Regions from separate parts of the Homo sapiens genome. Here region 1 is linked to region 2. The links are chromatin contacts, found by Hi-C or POLR2A ChIA-PET in ENCODE. All regions are on one chromosome and are shown on one strand. The core of a region is the stretch at or near the end of the contact, and the rest is flanking DNA. Distances in the headings are between cores, read along the strand shown.

The links. Hi-C counts contacts between places; a loop is a spot of excess contacts on that map. ChIA-PET counts read pairs that join two places held with the same protein, here RNA polymerase II (POLR2A). Pooled maps may share reads with other maps.
Region 1: a loop to region 2 is called in a map of CD8-positive, alpha-beta T cell, with 7 times the contacts of the local background. The contact joins the promoter of MTFR1L here to the enhancer-like site in region 2. A Hi-C loop is called at or near these places in 3 of 168 maps with a recorded cell type or tissue (CD8-positive, alpha-beta T cell, naive thymus-derived CD4-positive, alpha-beta T cell and transverse colon) and 5 of 50 pooled maps. POLR2A ChIA-PET finds 5 or more read pairs at or near these places in 13 of 52 experiments (B cell, CD4-positive, alpha-beta T cell, CD4-positive, alpha-beta memory T cell and 10 more).

Annotation. Positions count from the first base shown.
Region 1 is chr1:25,817,881-25,824,101 of GRCh38, reverse strand. It overlaps MTFR1L (mitochondrial fission regulator 1 like), which reads right to left and starts at 4,148. Exons shown (of 7, transcript NM_001099625.2): 1 at 4,073-4,148; 2 at 974-1,083; 3 at 354-458. The coding sequence starts at 997. LOC646471 (a long non-coding RNA gene) reads left to right here and starts at 496. Exons shown (of 1, transcript NR_024498.1): 1 at 496-4,148. SELENON (selenoprotein N) reads right to left here. Exons shown (of 12, transcript NM_206926.2): 12 at 5,881-6,221. RefSeq lists enhancers at 3,353-3,442, 3,823-3,962, 5,605-6,105 and silencers at 3,553-3,722, 4,173-4,362.
Region 2 is chr1:25,773,677-25,779,602 of GRCh38, reverse strand. MAN1C1 (mannosidase alpha class 1C member 1) reads right to left here. Exons shown (of 12, transcript NM_020379.4): 9 at 1,279-1,498. Among named protein-coding and RNA genes, the nearest start is that of SELENON, 24 kb to the left of the region's middle. RefSeq lists enhancers at 4,234-4,403, 4,574-4,723. Within about 2 kb of position 3,967, at least 6 of the 41 ENCODE cell types and tissues checked have a DNase peak (open chromatin) inside an H3K27ac peak, as active enhancers do; they include CD4-positive, alpha-beta T cell, CD8-positive, alpha-beta T cell and OCI-LY7, where a contact is called at or near this core.

The sequences.
Region 1 (6,221 bases), core at 2,899-5,398, 44 kb before region 2:
GAGTTTAAGACCTAGCCTGGGCAACATAGGGAGACCTCATCTCAAAAAATAATAAAATAAAAATACTGGCTACATGGTCAATTCTTAGGGCTGGTGAAGAAAAGCAGAGTTCAACTCAAAAATCACAATAGTCAGTGTCCCATGTGGGGGACCTGTCAGGTTCCTTGTGGTCACAGGTTTGTATGCACTCAGGAGGACACAGTGACCAGGATATCTTATAAGCATTTAACAAATATTTCATAACAGAATGAAAAGTGACCAGGAAACAACCTACTTGGGCAGTACCAAGGGGTTTGGGGCACAGAAGCAGCACTGTCTGAGCCTCTACTCTCCTGCCCTTCCAACATACTCACCTCAAAGGACGCCCGGGCACACGGCTTCAAGGGTAGGTTGGTCCCAATTCTTCTTACTACACTTCGAGCAGCCCCATGTGGCTTGTTTTGCCAGATTGGGATGGTCTGGAGCAAAGAGACGGAGACAGCTACAACCCCAGAGAATGAATCCAACTACTGTCCTTGTCCTCTCCTCTCTAGGTTTGTGGAGACTGAATTCCACAAACCTAGGGACAGGGCACTCTCTAGGGGCAAGTCAACTCTCAATTATAGTGAGGGCAGGTTCCCCAGTTGCCAGCCTACACCCTGGCCAGCCACCCAAGGGAATACCTGCTGCTGCTAAGGCAGTCAATGTTGGGAGGGTCAGGGAAGGGGAGAGGAAGTAGCTGAGTGTAGAGATTATCCAGGCTTTCCTTCCCGTCCTCTGTACAGAAAGGCAGACATACACTGACTCCTGAAGTGCCCCAGGATCATAGTTGGTTCTTCTTAGGGGGAGGGAGTGAAACGGTGGCCTTGCTCCAATTCCAGGCCTCTGGAGAAAGGAGTGCTCAACTGGAGAGTCTCAGAACCTTTTACAGTACTTCAGCAGGCCCAGCACCCAACCTTCCCCACCATACCCCTGCCCTGGGAATGCCCCTTACCACAGTGGCTTCCATTCCTGACATTTGAACCAGCTCCTGCACTTGAAGGACAAGGCAGCCACTGGGCAGCTCCGGGAGGCGGGAGGCGTGACTCCTTCATATCAGGCCATCTGGAGGAGCACCAGATTTCCCTCTTGTGAAACAACCCCCCACAGTGGGGATTTAATGGTCACCACACAAGCCCCAAAAAACCAGGCCCTGCAGAGCCATGACTTCACAGGGGAGAAAACCAGCCCAAGAGGCTGCCCTCACCCAACACTTAGCTCTAAGTCCAGACTCTTAAAGGTTCTGTTAAAGATCTGCGGCCAGGCGCAGTGGCTCACATCTGTAATCCCAGCACTTTGGGAGGCCGAGGTGGGCGGATCACGAGGTCAGGAGAGCGAGACCATCCTGGCTAACACAGTGAAGCCCTGTCTCTACTAAAAATACAAAAAATTAGCCAGGTGTGGTGGCGGGCACCTGTAGTACCAGCTACTTGGGAGGCTGAGGCAGGAGAATGGCGTGAACCCAGGAGGCAGAGCTTGCAGTGAGCCGAGATCACGCCACTGCACTCCAACCTGGGTGACAGAGCGAGACTCCGTCTCAAAAAAAAAAAAAAAAAAAAAAGATTTGCCTAGTGAGCTTGGCCAACCCAAGAGCCTTCCTGGGCTCTCAGGTTTCTTGAGGCAAAACTTCTAAAGATGCAAATAGAATCCTTGGTAGCTACAAAGCTCATCTAGCCAAATTATAAGTACTATCCAAGCCCAGGATTCATTCTTGAAGATGAGATGTAAAAGCACTGCTGGGCCCTTGCAAAGGGAGAGATCAGAGAAAATAGGAGAACGAACACCAGCTCATGCCAATCTCAGTCTCATGAGCTACAGAGAAAAAGAGCCAAAAAAGTTTATCCTGGCTCAGCCACCTTCTGGCTTTGTAGCTACAGGCAAGTTATTTAACTTTTCTGAATGTTGGTTTTTCCATCTGGAAAAAGGAGACAGGAAAAGCTGCCACTGGAGGCTACCTTAAGGGTCAATGAGTGAAATGGGGTTGAGTGCTTAATGAACTGTTAAAACATGACACAGATGGGTGAGGTGACATCTGACTGCTCTTCACAGCAGTCCTTGCATGGTGAGCAGATGCAATCAGTGTGCTCGTTCATTCACTTGTTCATCAAACACCAACAGTACCCACTTGTGCCAGGCCTTGTGCTGGGCACCGTAGGGGCTATGGAAGGAGTAAGACACAGTCATGCTCTCAAGGAACTCGCTGTCCAGCAGAGTGATAGGACATGAATACATACTTCTAGCAAAGGCTGAGTAGCATTAGGCAGGTGGCCAGATGAGGTCAGAGCTCTGGCCCTAGTGCCCTGTAGTAAGTTGCGAGGGAGTAGGAAATGAAGACAAAACAGCAAGAGCACAGGTCCAGCACAAGAAGGTGAAGGACATGGAAAGAGGAGCAGAGCATGATAAAGCTACAAAAGTAGGGGGCAAGTCATGAGGTCCGGGTCACTGGGGAGCCCTGGACAGGCTCTGAATGGGAGATAGACTAGACTGACAAAGCAGCTCTTTCTGGAGACCTCCTGTGGAGGGTCCCCTCTTCTACCCTTGGGAGACGAGGTGTCATTCACTTCACGATACACATGGGGAAAGGAAGTTGGACAGGGGAAGGCACTTGTCTAAGGTCACTCAGTGGTCATGCCAGTGCAAAGCACCCAAAGCCTGGTCCAGGTCCTGCCACCTCCTGCGTGGGCTCCATCTTCTCGGCTCAGTTCAAGCCTTTATTATCAGAGTCCCTCTGTGTGCCAGGCTCTGTGCTGAATGTCCGTGTCGGCCACAAATTGCACTAACGGTGCTTACTGCCACTTCCTCTCCGACCTTACCTCCAAAGACCCAGCCGGGCCTAACCCTCACACACAGCCAGAGGAATCCTTCCCAAACACAGTTAATCACATCGCTCATCCGTTTAAAACTGGCTTACTAGAGCCAACACAGGATAAAATCCACAATCAGTCCCAAACCCATCTTTCTCTGCCGTCTCTAGACCACATTCACTGAGCACCAAGGCCTGCACGCTTCGCAGCCAGCCCTCCTGCTCTCCCCCTTGCCCTCCAGCCACACTGGCCCTCAACCCCCAACACTGGGCCCACCTCTGAGCCCTGCATCAAACACCAGCACCCCCTTCGCCGAGCTCATTCTTCATCATTCCTCAGAGCTCAGCTTAAGCATCACCTTCCTTCCCTGCGACAGGGTCAGGTCCTTTCCTGTGCGCTCCGCAGCACCCTGCCTGTCCCTCGGAGTCCTCGCGAGAGGAACTAGATAACTGTGATCCCCGCGCACAGCACGGTGTCTGCCTAGGACACAGTGAGCGCTTCAACGCGCTGAACTAAACGAATGAAGGGGAACACCAACTCAGCTGTCACCCCCGCCCCCAAGTGTCACTGGCTAGAAGATCTTCCCCCGGTTCGCCGGCAGCACCGGTGGGTCTTGTCACCTCTGCGCCCCGCAGCCCTCCGGAGGCTGCAGTTGCTGTCTGCTGACAGGCGTCCCCTCAGGAGAACGGGAGCTCCTCCAGCGCAGGGCCCTGCTCAGCACCCCTGGTCCCGGGGGCCCCCACGGAGGCCGCCGCGCTCAGTGAAACTTTGCCGCGCGCAGCAGTGGCCGGAGACCCGCGCGGACCCTCTCCCCGCGGGGACCCGCCAGGGCGAGTCGCCCCTCCCCCGCGGCAGACGACCCGACCTGGGCCAAGGTCGGCCAAGTGCTCGCCGCCTGCCCAGCGGCCCTTGGACCCACAGGACCCGGACCCGAGTGCGCGGAAGCCTCCGAGCCGCGGCCAGGTCTCAGAATGCGCGGCGGGGCAGCCCGGCCCGTCAAGCAGCGAAGCCGAAACTAGAAGCCTGAGGTCTGGCTTGGTCACTGTTTGCTGGGGAACTCCGACGAGCAACTACCCTTCGGGGACTCAGTTTCCCCCGGGCCAAGTGAGACGGACAGCTGCGGCTCCCGCGAGAACTCGCGCGGGAACAGGAGCTGCGGGCTCCGCACAGCGCCCGGCACGTAGACCCAGTCTACTAACGGGCTGGAAGGTCGCGCTCCCGCCTCCGCGCCTCCCTAGAACCTTTCTCACCTCAAGCTCGGGCTCCCGGACTCTCTCACCTCACGGCCCCTCCTTCCACCTTGGGCCGCCCAGCCTCAACCGCCCTCACTTCCGCTGACCCGCCCCCCGGAAGCGATCCTCCGCAGCTGCGCACCGAGGCGCACCTCCGCGCACCCTCAGGAGGCGGGTCCAGCTCGGTGGCGAGGGGAGCGCGGCCCCCGAGTGGGCGAGGCGCTGGCGGCTGTAGGCTCCGATACCGCGGAGCACACTCCCCTCCATCGAGACCGTGCCCCCGCGGGGTCTGTGTCCCCGGGAGGAGTTGGCTGCGTTTGGAGATCCCTCGGCCTGGTATTCGTCGCGTCTCCCTGCTTGTTGCTCTCCACGTTTAGCCCCATCCGACTTCTGGAAGCCCAGGGGTGTGTCGCTCGACCCCTAAAATATGCTCCTACCCCTAGGGCAAACTTCAGAATCCTCACCCTGGCCCCCTTCCCAGTTCTTGGTTCCCAGGCAGGTCCCTTTGCAAAGCCTCTCTCCAGCAAGAATGCGCAGAATGGGCCTCTTTCTCCTCTTGACTCCTGCCCTCCAGCACTTTGCAGCTTTCTTCTATTTTAGCCTCTCTCTCTCTCTCTCACACACACACACACACACACACACACACACACACACACACACGGTATATTCAATGAGTTTGCTTATTAGATGGGTACTTGATGTACAAGACTCCAGAGGCTCTGTGGGAAGAGCCACATTCCTTCCAGGCTCACTAACCCACTCCCTCTTTGTGCTCCAGCCCTCACTGTCTTGGTCTGTGGCATGCAGTTCCTGGGTCACATTTCCTTCTCTGCCTTCAGCACAGCCTCGGGCTGTGCCTGGCTCCCAGGCTGGAGTTCCTTGGTTCCAAAGCCTGCAGTCCCCTCTGCCAGAGACAGAGCTGGTTTCATGGGTGAACAGCCCATGCAGTCACAACGGGCCGCATGCTCAGAATCCTGTACTTGGTTTAGTACTTTGCTGTTGCCGTCTTGAAATGATTTTCTAATAGGGGTTCTTGTGTTTTCATTTTGCACGGGGCTGTGCAAATTATGTGACTGGTCCTGGCTAGAGACCTCAGAGGTCGTCCACCCTGATCTCCACCATATCTCAAACGCTGAAGATTGACTTCCAGGTCTGGCCCTCTTCCCAGGATGGCACATTGTGTTTTAATCATTACCTTTCCCTCCTGTGCGATGGCGGATCATGCAAGTCCACGCTGGCTGTCTGTCCTGGGTGTAGATGCTGATTTGGTGTCCCACTCAGATCCCCTTGCAGGAAGAACGGAGCTCCCTACCTGGGAATTTCCTTCACCTCCCAAGCCAATGACTGATAAAAGGTCCAAAAGGCCAGTTCAGCTCTGCAGTGTGGTTTATGCCCCACAGCTCTTCCACTGTGGGTCAGGCCAAGGCTGGGCTGAGACTGTTCCTGCTCAGCATTTTTCCTTTCCCTCTTCTGCTTCCTTCCTTCTTTTACTGGTTTTTCTGGAAGTACACTCCCCCCCAGCCCCACCAAACAAACAAAACAAACAAACAAAAAAACACTTCATGCCTGTCTCAGGCTCTGCTTTTAAGACAATGATTTTAACTCCCAGATCTCTCTCAACAGAGAGCACCAGATTCTCAAAACAGTAAGTCCTACCACTTGTTCTATCGTAAAACTTATTTTGGGCAAGTCACTCAAGCCTTCGATAGGTAAGATAGTACCTGAAAGCATTCCAGCTCAACTCTGCCCCAAGAGGGAGCCACCCCATGGAAGGACGGAGCTGAGCAACATGCCACTCAAAGGAAAAGCACTTAGAACCACTCTAGTTAGTCTTCTCTAATTTTATTACAGGGCATGTTGGGGACAGGGGAGGGAAGTGTTAGAGGAGTGACAGGGCAGCCCGGGGCCCTCTCCCACCCTGAGCCTCGAGGCCTGGTGGGGGACATGAACTGCAGAGGCATCAGATAAGGCCTCAGAAAGCCCAGGCCATCATTTTCCATGGGACCAGGCTGGCTCAATGTGGAACTGGCCCTCCCAGAGCAGCAGGAGAAGGGCTCGCATGGGCTGCCCCCGTCACCTGTGCCTGACAGGATGGGGGGGGAGGCAGAGAGAGAGCATCAGACGCCCTCCCTCCCCATAAGGGGCATGGGGGATGGGGACACTTCCT
Region 2 (5,926 bases), core at 2,718-5,217:
GCGGCTGTCTTTTATGGTCTGGGCTGATTGTCTCAGACAAATAGCGAGCCTTTTATTAGTCCTGAGATTTCTTATTTGTTTATGGCCCTGGCAGAGCAAGCTCTTTGAAGAGAATGGACAACCAGTTTTAAAGACCCATTGCGAATCTCTGACTTCCTGGAAACAGCTCCAGGAGACCCCATTCAGCTGGGGCGGGCACAGACACATCATGATGGGCGGTCAGCAAGTGCCTGCAGTGCTGCTGGCCAAAGGTGGCTGCCAAGGTACTTTCTCATGGGACCCTGTGCCTCACTCTGAGACCTGTGTCATGATTCCCATCGAACAGATAAGAAAACAGAGGCTGCCCATCTGGCCTCTCTAATCTTTTCAAATGGTGTAGCGGCTCCTGGCCATCAGAAAACAGTCATTTTGTCAAGCGCTGCTTGAGCCTGGGATTTTTACTGCAAATCTTGGGTCGTCCCCTCCAACCAACACTGGGATTACCACTCAGAGCGGTGGGCGTCTCCTGGGACCACACGGGGGCTGGGGATTTTTCTGAGGGGTGCAGTTTGCGCACGGGGTGGAACCAGGCATCAGAAGGCCTGGGTTCCAGCCCAGGATCAATTCCTCATGTGCAGTGTGACTTTGGCTAAGTCACTTCCCCTCTCTGGGCTGACTCCACTTCTCTGTGTAGAATGAGGAGCCAGGCTCAGGCTCTCAAATGTGACCTCTGATTCTAGCATCGGACAATTCAGTGGTGAGTGGTGGGTGGGGAGGACCAAGCTCTCAGGCTTTCCGGTGATCATGGGTCAAAGAGGGCGACTAAACAGGTGGGAGCAGGAGGCGGTGAAACCCCCTCTAAGGAGGGTGCCGGGGGAAAGGCAGAGGCACATTTGAAAGTAGGAGACTCAGGGTGGGACATGTGCCGGGCTCAGGAAGCCGCCGTTTCTGCCTCCGGGGCTGGAGGATCCTTTACTCTGTGCCCCTCTCAAGGGACCTTGGCCAAGTAATCTCTGAGCCTCAGTTTCCTCATCTGTGTGGTGAGGTTCAGTGATGTTGTGTCAAGTGCGGAAGAGTACCAGGTACATGCAAAGCGCTTCCTGTGTCTGTACTAGTTTCCCTTTCATTCAGGGTATGGTCTCGGAGCCTGGAGAGTACCTCTCTCAAATTCTACTTAACTTCCAAGGGGAGGCTTCCCTAAGGCCATGTGCTCCCTTCGCTCACTGCTGCCGGTCTTTCCAGTTCTTCCTGGTGTCTAGCCTCAGTCTCTCCTGCTGCCCCTTCCCCTTGCAGGGTTACCTGAGCGGGCGTATGACTCGTGACACGTCTTGGTGATCTGGGCTGCGAGCTCTCGGTAGTGGGCCCTCTTTTCTTCCTTGGCATCCTCGGCGCCAAGGGCGATCATGCCCCCGGAGAAACAGGCCAGGTGCCCCATCTTGTGGTCCAGAATCCCCCCTCGCCACTCGGCAATGTAGGTCAGCCCCCCGGGAGAGACATTCAGCAAGTAGGTCTCTATCGCCTGGGAGCAAGGTGGGGATTGGGCAGGGAGAAGGGGCGTGGGAGGGCACAGAGAAGGGGGGGAAAGGATGGAAAATGAACATTTTGGAGACAGTAGCAAGGGCAGCTCTGCCAAGCCCTCCATCCCAGGCAAAGGAGGCCCATTGATCTCTGCTGGTCAAGATGCCTGCCAGGGCACAGGAGGGGCTGCTATTCGCTGGGAGGCTCAGACACAGGGCAGCTCCCCAGGGCAAGTCTCTTACACAGCCTTTAAAATCTTCCATGTTTTAAAAAACGTTAAAAAATATTTTAAGGTGATCCTCCTCCTCCATTATGTCCTCTGTTTGATCTTAACCAGAAGCCCAGCTGGCCTGTGGATGGGCTTCAGGGGTCCAGGCCCTTAAAACTGTACCCAACACTTTCTGGTGGATGTGCATCTTTATGGGAAGAGTGTCCATCTATTCTTACCAGTTTCTCAAAAAGAACCTGCAGAAAATTAAGAGCTGTTCTCTAGGAGTATCTTGTCACACGTTTCCTCATTTAATGCCTACAGCAAGCCAGGCACCTGGGCTGCCGCGCCCTACACAGACAAATGGGAGGTGTGGCAGCTTGTCCCAGGCCACCCAGCCACACCAGCCTAGAAACAAGACCCCACAATGTCCAGAGCTCTGCTTCTTCCACTACCTGATGGCCATGCCTTTTGGTGGGAAGGGAGGTGATGCTGTTGTAAAGACTCTGGGATGTCGGGGGCGTGAGGGGGTCAGACTGCTCTCACCCCAGGAGCCCTGGGGACCAAGGGGAGGGAGGAAGCTGCTCACACAGTCTCGAGGCCAGACTCCATGGGCTGGTGGGGCCTGGCCCATGGCTGGGGTCCTCTGGGGCCCTTCCAGGCCTCTGCCTCCACTTTCACCCCTCCAATCTACTCTCCAGGGGGTCTCTGTACTCTGCAATTAACAAACCGGATCATATCATCTGCCTGCTTAGAACCTTCAGTGGTTTCCAAGTGCCCTTATGTGAAAACACCAGAGGGGCCTCCAAGACTCCACGATCTGGACCTTGAGGGTGGACCTGATTCTATGGACATGGCTCTGGGGCACAGACTCATCAGGTTCAAATTTCATCTCCACCAGTTCCACGCTGTGTGACACTGGGCAGGTTGTATGTTCTCTCTGTGCCTCAGTTTCCTAACGTGTAAACTGGGGATAAGAGCATTAACTGCCTCATAGGGTTGTGAGAATTAAATGAGATATGCCTGCAGGACTTGGCCTATTTCCCAGCACAGAGCGAGTCCCCACTAATTACTGACCCCTATGATTCCACTCTAGTCTGTCTCCTGCCCCTCCCTCCTCACACCCTACCTCACCTACACTGGCCTTTTTTCACTCAGGTACCCTCCTGGCTTACAATATCTCGGCAGCCATGTAATATTTCCTTGGTGTCAGCGCTGTGCTAGGTACTGGGGCTACAGGTGTGCTGGAGAGGAGCCTGGACTCTGCCTCAGGGAGCTCACCCATTAGTGCAGAGAATTCCCAACAAAACCAAATATATATGAGAGGTGCAATTCGTTTTGTTTTGAGACACAGTCTTACTCTGTCACCCAGGCTGAAGTGCAGTGGCATGATCTTGGCTCACTGCAACCTCCGCCTCCCAAGTTTAAACCATTCTCGTGCCTCAGCCTCCCAAGTAGCTGGGTAATTATAGGCGTGTGCCACCACCCCCGGCTAATTTTTGTATTTTTAGTAGAGATGGGGTTTCACCATGTTGGCCAGGCTGGTCTTGAACTCCTGACCTCAGGGGATCCACCCACCTCGGCCTCCCAAAATGTTGGGATTACAGGCGTGAGCCACCACAACTGGCTGAGAGGTACAATTTGTGATCAGCATTTTGAATAAAACAAAGTGAGAGGATGAGATTAAAAAATGCAGGGGTATGCGGGGAGGGGCTGGACGCAGTGGCTCACGCCTGTAATCCCAGCACTTTGGGAGGCTGAGGCAGATGGATCATTTGAGCCCAGTAGTTTGAAACCAGCCTGGGCAACATGGCAAAAACCCATCTCTACTAAAAATATAAGAATTAGCCAGGCACGGTAGTGCATACCTGTAGTCCCAGCTACTTGGGAGGCTGAGGTGGGAGAATCACTTGAATCCAGGAGGCAGAAGTTGCGGTGAGCCAAGATTGCACCACTGCACTCCACTCTGGGCAATAGAGTGAGACTCTGTCATAAAAAAACAAACAAACAAAAAACCCAAGAAAACAAAACAAAACAAAAAAAACTGGGGTGGGGGCAGTGCTGTACTTTGCAGAGGGAGGTCAGGGAAAATCTCTCTGCAAAGGTGACATTCTTGAAAGCTGCATTTTTCTTCCTGCTTCGGGGCTTAGCTGGTGCTGCGCCTCCTTCCTGCATGCTCCAGCCCTGACTCTGCTAACCCCACCTCCTCCAGAATGTCACTTCCTTGGAGAGAATGCCCCAATTTAAACCAGCACTGCCACTGCCATTACCTATGGGCCCCTGTCACCCTTCTACATGGTGCCATTCCTACTTGGCATCTGTTTCTGTTGTATATCTGTCTCTCTCTCAGACTCTGAGTGCCGTGTGACAGCAGAAGCCACCAGCAGCAGCCTCCAGCCAGTGCCCGACACACAGAAGATGCTCAAGGAACACTCGCTCACTCCTGGGTCTGTTTTTTCCTTTTTTCTCTCCTGTCAGGGCCCAGGGCTGGTGGGCTGGCTGCAGGACCCACACTGAGTGGCAGATGGAAAAGCGCTGACAATGTGACATGCCAGGGCACCTGCTCCACATGGGGGAGTGCTGAGGACACCTGCAGAGCAGCCGGGCTGCAGGCAGGGGTCTGCTCTGGGCCCGGCCTGGCTCCCGGGCAGAGCCATGTCCCTGGCAGCTGCTCGGCGTCACTAAGCCTGCGGTGCAGGGGAGGAGTGTCAGGGCTCAGAAACCTGGGTCCGAGTCACCAGTTGTCAACACTTTGGAGAGAACACAGACATCTGAGGGAGACCTCAGGATGCTGCGCACCAGACCTGGCACCTGCACCTTCCAGACCGCCTCCCACACATTATTTCCACTGGGGGTTGGCCCCAAGCTAAGTAATTGCAGTCAAGAGGAAATTATAAACCACTGCCTCTTTGAAGACACAACTGAGACACGCAGATGCAAAGATAAAAAACAAGGCTTTCTAAAACAAAACACAAGACAGTGCAGGCTGGCAGACGACTGGTAAAAGGTTTAAATCACAGCAAGCAGCGGTGCAAGGAGCTAAGTGGGGCACAAGACCAGGGTTTTTTTTTTTTAATGTATTAACAAAAATATTTGTGCTGTTCCTTGTGGAGCAGGGCTAACCCATAGGCAGTGAGCCCAGCGTGGCGAGAGGCCTGGGTTTGAATCTCAGCTCTGCGATTTAGGAGCTAGATGACCTTGGGCAAGTTATTTCACTTTAATGAAGACTCACTTTGCTCATCTATAAAATGGGAGTAATGATTCCTGGGTTGGTTGTGAGGATTAAAGGAGAGGATATTCGAAGCCTGGCTCAGTGCCTGGCGCTGGCTGTTCCTTCCTTTGCCGCCTGCAGGAGCCCCATCTGAGCACTCGCGGGAGGGGTTTCAGGCAAGCCAGGCCCCTCTGTGATTTGGCTGCTGGTAAGTAGAGGCCAGCCCAATGGATCTGGAGTCAGACCCGTGTTTGTGTCCTGGCTCTGACACTTGTTGCTATATGGACCTTGGGCCTTTCTGACCCTCAGTTTCGTCATCTGTAAGATGGGGGCTAAATAAGATGAGGTACTTAGAGCACTAGCTCAGAGGAGGCCAAAGTGACCAAAGCTCTTCCTGTTCTTCTTCTTTGTCTCCTGCCGTGACACTCAGGGGTGTGCCCAGTCCGATCTGTCTGACCCTCCCCGGTCCATCCCAGCTGGACACTGGTCTAACCTGGTGGTTTTCTGACCCCAGGTGCACAACAGAATTGTGGAAGGAACTTTTTAAAAATCTCAGATTGGGATTTATTGGCCTGGGGTGAGGCTAGACATGGGATTTTTAAAGCTCTCCAGGTGATCCTAAGGTGCAGGCAGGGGTGAAGGTCTTTGGTGGGTGGTTCCCAACCCTGACTATACACGAAATCCCAAGGAGGTTTATGTGTGGCCCGGGCCCAGTGCCCAGAGGTTCTGAGTCAGGGGTGCAGTCTGAACATCAGGACTTTGCAGCTCCCTAGGTGATTTTAACATGGCAACAAGGTTGAGAACCACCAGAAAATTCTTCAAAACCCCAAACTTGCCAGAGGCCCAGCCTTCACCCAGGGTCAAAGATGCTCCAGGCTCTTCACTGGGAAGATCAAATGCAGAGAGCAAAGCCTCTTCTATTCAAAGTTCTCTCCTACAAAATCAAGTGCTCTGAGTTTCCTTAAATAATTCATGGCCATTTCTTCCCTTGATGGCTCAACTACTGTGTG